2 separate regions of the Homo sapiens genome follow, and region 2 is linked to region 1. Evidence: chromatin contacts called from ENCODE Hi-C or POLR2A ChIA-PET data. All regions are on one chromosome and are shown on one strand. The core of a region is the stretch at or near the end of the contact, and the rest is flanking DNA. Distances in the headings are between cores, read along the strand shown. Region 1 overlaps ABR (ABR activator of RhoGEF and GTPase). Region 2 holds the start of MRM3 (mitochondrial rRNA methyltransferase 3).

Region 1 (2,791 bases), core at 186-2,685:
GGGCTAATTTTTATATTTTTGTAGAGACAGGGTTTCACCATGTTGCCCATGCTAGTCTGTAACTCCTGGGCTCAAGCAATCTGCCCCTCTTGGCCTCCCAAAGTGCTGGGATTACAGGAGTGAGCCACTGAGCCCAGCCCAATTCTGTGCCAGTTTTTAATGGATCATCTGAAACATCTCTATTTCTGTTTCACCTGCCCAGGTCTCTTGTGCCTGCACATCATGCCTGTATCCCCCATTTGGATGTTTTTCTAAGTGCGGGCCCCACGTGGTGATTTGAGAAATGATCGGTGGCACCTCGATCTATATTTTGCATTTTAATGGTTAAGTATATATTTTAATATATATTAGAAAAAATATGACCTGTACATTTTTCTTACGATTTCAAATACGTGTAGGGTAAGACTGCTTTTTACAAGTCAGTTCTTGGGCGCAGTGGCTCATGCCTGTAATCCCAGCACTTTGGGAGACTGGGCGCGGTGGATCATGAGGTCAGGAGTTCAAGACCAGCCTGGCCAACATGGTGAAACCCTGTCTCTACTAAAAACACAAAAAGTATCTGGGCGTGGTGGCGTGCACCTGTAATCCCAACTACTCAGGAGGCTGAAGCAGGAGAATCACTTGAACCCGGGAGATGGAGGTTGCAGTGAGCCAAGATCCTGCCACTGCACTCCAGCCTGGGTGACACAGTGAGACTCTGTCTCAAAAAAAAAAAAAAAAAAAAAAAGTTACTGTAAAGAACAATATTGAGTAAAGAATAGTGCAGGTGGTGGTATGTGAGTATGGCAAAATTTTAAGGGTGGGATATGAACAACCAAAGTTTCAAAACATTGCCTGTGCCCTATGGTGCCTGCCTAAGACCTCAGACAGCAATAGGGAGCCCAGAATACGGGGATCCACCCTTCAGGAGAGAGGGGCCACTGGAATTTGGTCTTTGTCCCCCAGCAGTTGACCCGTCTTCTCTGTTCTAAATTCTGCCAAGGAAGCAGCTGAAAGAGACTTCCTCAGCGCCTAGCGCTGGGAGAGGAGAGGGTCTCTCGATGCCTCTACACTGCCTCAGCTGTCCTGAGACTGAGATGGGCCAGTTGTCCTGAGGTTGATGCTTGGTGTGGGTATAAGCCCCAGGCACGGCCACCCCCACCCCCAGGCCCAGTGGCATCTACTCTGAGCAGATCCTGCTGGGTACTCCTGGCAGCCAGCTGTGGCCCGTGAACTGACTTCTACCGTCTGTGAAGCCTCAGACCCTCGCTGCATGCCCTATAGCCTTGAGTCGCAGCCAGAGAGCCAGCCCTGCTTGTTGTCTTGGAGGCCAGTGCTACTGGAGAGATTGTGTCTTTGCTTGGCCTGGAACCAGATGTTTGGAGGCTTTATTTAGCCTCTCAACTCTGTGGAGGACCAGGCCTGAGCTGGCCACGCCTTATCTCTAGACATTGTTCCTACCAGAGTGACCTGACGTCTTTGGTTTGGCGGCTTCAAGCTGCCACACTGTCAGCCTAGCAGATTGTGCAGGATGCTGAGGATAAACGAACCCACCAGGACTGCATTTCACAAGTTCTGGCTGGGAGGAAGTGAGGACAGGCAGCTTCCCGGTGCTGGAGACAGGTAGGCAGCGTGGCAGAGGCTGTGGGACCTGGAACTCTTTAGAGAACTCGCTCCGGAGCATTCTAGGCACGTGGGCACCTCTCCTTCACCTTCGTATTCCCAGTGCCTGGCTCCCGGTGGGAATGGGTGAGTGAGTGGTGAGCCTGGTTTTTGATGAGACAAGAGACGCCCTGCAAAGACTGAAGAAACAATGTGAATTTCCTCATGGCTCTAAACTGGGAATTGTGGAGTCTGAGGAAAGCTGGAAAAGATGGGAGATGGAACAGGCCTTCCTTTGGTGGTGACTGAGCAACGGGTCTCCTGTTAGCCAAGTGCACCGAGGCTAATTTCCCATCCGTACGCTCTCCAACGCCTTTGCTCCAATCTCAGCCAAAACTGCAGCGTGAACGGGGCCCAGAGCAGGACTCTTGGGGCTGACTGTTGCCTCTTGAGGGAGGGTCTTCCTGAGTTGTCTTCCCATCAGAACCAGCCTTTCAAGAGTGGACTATGAATGGAAGTCTTGAGGGGAGGATCTTGCAGAAATGGGCGATTACAGGGCTTCCAGGGTCTATGCTCGTGCCAGGGGGGATGAAGCTTGTTTGTGGCTGGGGCTGCAAATCCCTTTCTTCCCCCCATCCTAGTCCAACCAGCTCTACAGTTACAGCTCACGGTGTGGCATTTGCTAAACCCTCAGGCAAAACCTTGGTTGGCAGGGAACAGGAGGGAGTGCTAGCCCCCAGCACAGGGGATGAGTTCCCATTTGTCAAGGCTGGGAAGCAGCAGGAAGACCCCTGAGGGTCTGACCTGGAGGGGCTGGAGCTGGGGGCTGTTCCAGGCTCTGATCTTGTCCCCCGGGGCTACGTGTGCTGGAGGCTGTGCAGGCCTCTGGCAGTCCCGACTCTCGGTGCCTCAGGAAGATGATAACACCTGCCAGGTTTTGAGACTCCGGTGAATTGAACCACAAAGATAGCTAAGCTCAGTTCCTGGAATTTGTGAAGCCGCCAATAAGTAACTATTGCCCTTGCCTGAAGCGTGGGGTCTGTCTTGCTTTTCTAATGCTGCTGAAACAAATCGCCACAAACTTAAGGGCTTAAAACCACACAAATTTATTCTCTTATACAGAAATCTAAAAAGGATCTCGGCCCGGCTCCATGGCTCACACCTGTAATCCCAGCACTTTGGGAGGCCGAGGCGGGCGCATCACCTGAGG
Region 2 (2,791 bases), core at 135-2,634, 320 kb after region 1:
TTCTAATTGTAACATTTTGAATTTCATTTCAATGCTGCTGTCCTAAGACAAGTATGAGAAATTAATCCTAGGTCTCCACACCTTAAGATACACTGTGTAAGGCCAGGCATGGTGGCTCACGCCTGTAATCCCAGCACTTTGGGAGGCCGAGGCAGGAGGATCACCTGAGGTCACAAGTTCGACGTCAGCCTGGCCAACATGGTGAAACCCCACCTCTACTAAAAATACAAAAATCACCCGGGCATGGTGGCAGACGCCTGTAATCCCAGCTACTGCGGAGGCTGAGGCAAGAGAATCCCTTGAACCCGAGAGGCGGAGGTTGCAGTGGGCCGAGATCGCGCCATTGCACTCCAGCCTGGGTGACAGAACAAGACAAAAAAAAAAAAAGATACACTGGGTAATCACTAACCCATTATTCCTTGTGGCGTTACGAGGTCGGACCAATCCTTGATATCCTCAAATTTCACCTTAATGAGGCTGACACCTTTCAGCTTATCGACTGGCAACTCCTTTAGGTATTCTAGACGGCTAAAGAAGAACATTTTTGGCACAGCTCCAGCCTTGAGAGCGTCTGAAATGAGCCTGCGACCTTCCAGCAGGATCTTCCCTTGTTTTTCCCGAAATGGCCTGGACTTTACTATTGTCATTACACTGCTGTAGATGGAAATAAAAAAAAAAAACAGGTAACTATCAACATCCTTGTTACTGAGACACGCTTAGTTGTAACAGAAATAAAGAGCTACGGAGAGGGCCGGGCGCGGTGGCTCACGCCTGTAATCCCAGCACATTGGGAGGCCGAGGCGGGCGGATCACCTGAGGTCAGGAGTTCCAGATCAGCCTGGCTAACATGGTGAAACAAAAACAACAACAAAGAGCTAAGGAGAAACAGAAGCTAATTCCAAAGACGCTTATTCGGCCCTCTGTGCATAATACAAAAACCAGCGGGCTGTACTGGAAGAAGTCCTCCATCGGAAGGAGGTTAAGGTTCCGCTGTGCGACGGGAAGGGAAACGAGAACATTCGACAGGCTCAAGAACCACATCACCTCAGCCTCCTGTCCCCGGGATAAGCTTTATCGTAGCGAAGCCCAGACTCTTCCCAGGTGCTGGGAGCGCGGGATGCGGACTCCTCGAGCGGTTGTTTCTCTCGTTGCTCCTGGGCACTGGCCTCAGATGGTGCCTTGCGGGGCTGCTTCCCAGGAGCGCGCTTCTGTTCCACCACCTCTCCGGAAGGAAACACCACTTTCACTGGGCTCCGCCGCAGCGCCCGGACCCAGCGCCTCGCGTCAAGGTCCCAAGCCTGGACCACCTGCAGCAACGGTCGCACGACAAACCTCGCGGGTCTCACCAGCGCCGCCATGTTCCCTGAGACCCGGGCTGCGTCACGAAAGCGCGCCGTCGGCGGCTAGTGACGTCACGGCCCGTGGCGCCCTTCGTGGACTGGGCTGTACGGTGCGCGTGACGGCTGCGTGCGGCGGGAATCATGGCTGCTCGCAGAGCTCTGCACTTCGTATTCAAAGTGGGAAACCGCTTCCAGACGGCGCGTTTCTATCGGGACGTCCTGGGGATGAAGGTGCAGGCCGGGGCCGACAGGGGCTGGCGCGCGAGGCTGGAACCGGCGCCCGAGCCGGCCCTGGCGGAGGGAGGGGAAAATGGGTGTGTCGTGAACCTAAGCCGGAGGGTGTCCGACCTTAGGCCCTGCGCGGTGTTCAGCTTCAGGAGCGTGGCGAGTTGCCGTTGGGGATCATAGGCCTTGGAGAAGGGCCTAACACGATTAGTCCCCGCGGTGTGCCCACGCACGTCCTTTCATTTAAGCCACTCGTAAACGTTTATTGAGCCCCGCCCTTGTGGAGCTTACCGTCTACCGGAAAAGACGGTAAATAAAATGTTATATAATGCTTTCTAGTTAATATTTGTGTTTTCCGGTTTGGAGCCTTTGATGTAGATAAAATCAGCGTATTCAGAGTTCTGCTTCTAGCAAGGCTGGTCTGAATAGTCCGTTTCGGATACTCAGTCTCTGAATATATGCTCCAACTCTCAACCCATCTGCTTTTCAACAGCACCCAGAAGCGGTCTGTCTCGGGTCCTGAGGAGCTGTTATTTGCAGGATTCAGTTGGTTGGGGAACTGGGTTTTGGGGACCTCCTTTGATAAGCCAGGGAGGTAGGGAACACACCACTAAGGAAGACTTGAAAGGTGCAAGAGCGCGGTTTAGTGTATAGACGGTGCAATAGACGGGGATCTGAATTCGTCAGGTCATTTTTAAAATATCTGCTATTTTCAGGGTACTACGTTGAGTTTTGGCAACAAAGGTGCAAATGACCCTGATATATATCCTCCATTAGAGCTCATGGCCTGGGTTGGGGTGGGAGTTGGAACTGGATTTGTACGTAGATGATGGTAATGGAAGTCAGAATTTGATAGTGAAAAACCACCAAACTTTCGATAGCAGAAACCACAGAGCTGTCCCTTGTTAGTATTTCCTCGTCGATCAAAAGGTTGTTGCAAAGATTAAACACGTGCCGGCGCGGTGGCCCACGCCTGTAATCTCAGCACTTTGGGAGGCCAAGGCGGGTGGATCACTGGAGGTCAGGAGTTGGACACCAGCCTGGCCAACATGGTGAAACCCTGTCTCTACTAAAAATACAAAAATTAGCCGGGCATGGTGGCACACGCCTGTAATCCCAGCTACTCGGGAGGCTGAGGCAAGAGAATCGCCTGTATCTGGGAGGCGGAGGTTGCAGTGAGCCGAGATCGCACCATTGTGTTCCAGCCTGGATGACGAAAGCAAAAC

Evidence for each region. Hi-C counts contacts between places; a loop is a spot of excess contacts on that map. ChIA-PET counts read pairs that join two places held with the same protein, here RNA polymerase II (POLR2A). Pooled maps may share reads with other maps.
Region 2: a loop to region 1 is called in a pooled map, with 6 times the contacts of the local background. The contact joins the promoter of MRM3 here to the enhancer-like site in region 1. A Hi-C loop is called at or near these places in 6 of 50 pooled maps. POLR2A ChIA-PET finds 5 or more read pairs at or near these places in 2 of 52 experiments (WTC11 and activated naive CD4-positive, alpha-beta T cell).

Annotation. Positions count from the first base shown.
Region 1 is chr17:1,102,940-1,105,730 of GRCh38, reverse strand. All of the region lies in intron 2 of ABR (ABR activator of RhoGEF and GTPase), which reads left to right. Among named protein-coding and RNA genes, the nearest start is that of ABR, 76 kb to the left of the region's middle. Within about 2 kb of position 1,435, at least 7 of the 41 ENCODE cell types and tissues checked have a DNase peak (open chromatin) inside an H3K27ac peak, as active enhancers do.
Region 2 is chr17:780,946-783,736 of GRCh38, reverse strand. It overlaps MRM3 (mitochondrial rRNA methyltransferase 3), which reads right to left and starts at 1,384. Exons shown (of 4, transcript NM_018146.4): 1 at 1,045-1,384; 2 at 410-654. The coding sequence starts at 1,358. It overlaps GLOD4 (glyoxalase domain containing 4), which reads left to right and starts at 1,457. Exons shown (of 9, transcript NM_016080.4): 1 at 1,457-1,571. The coding sequence starts at 1,482. RefSeq lists enhancers at 857-1,405, 1,077-1,426, 2,427-2,526.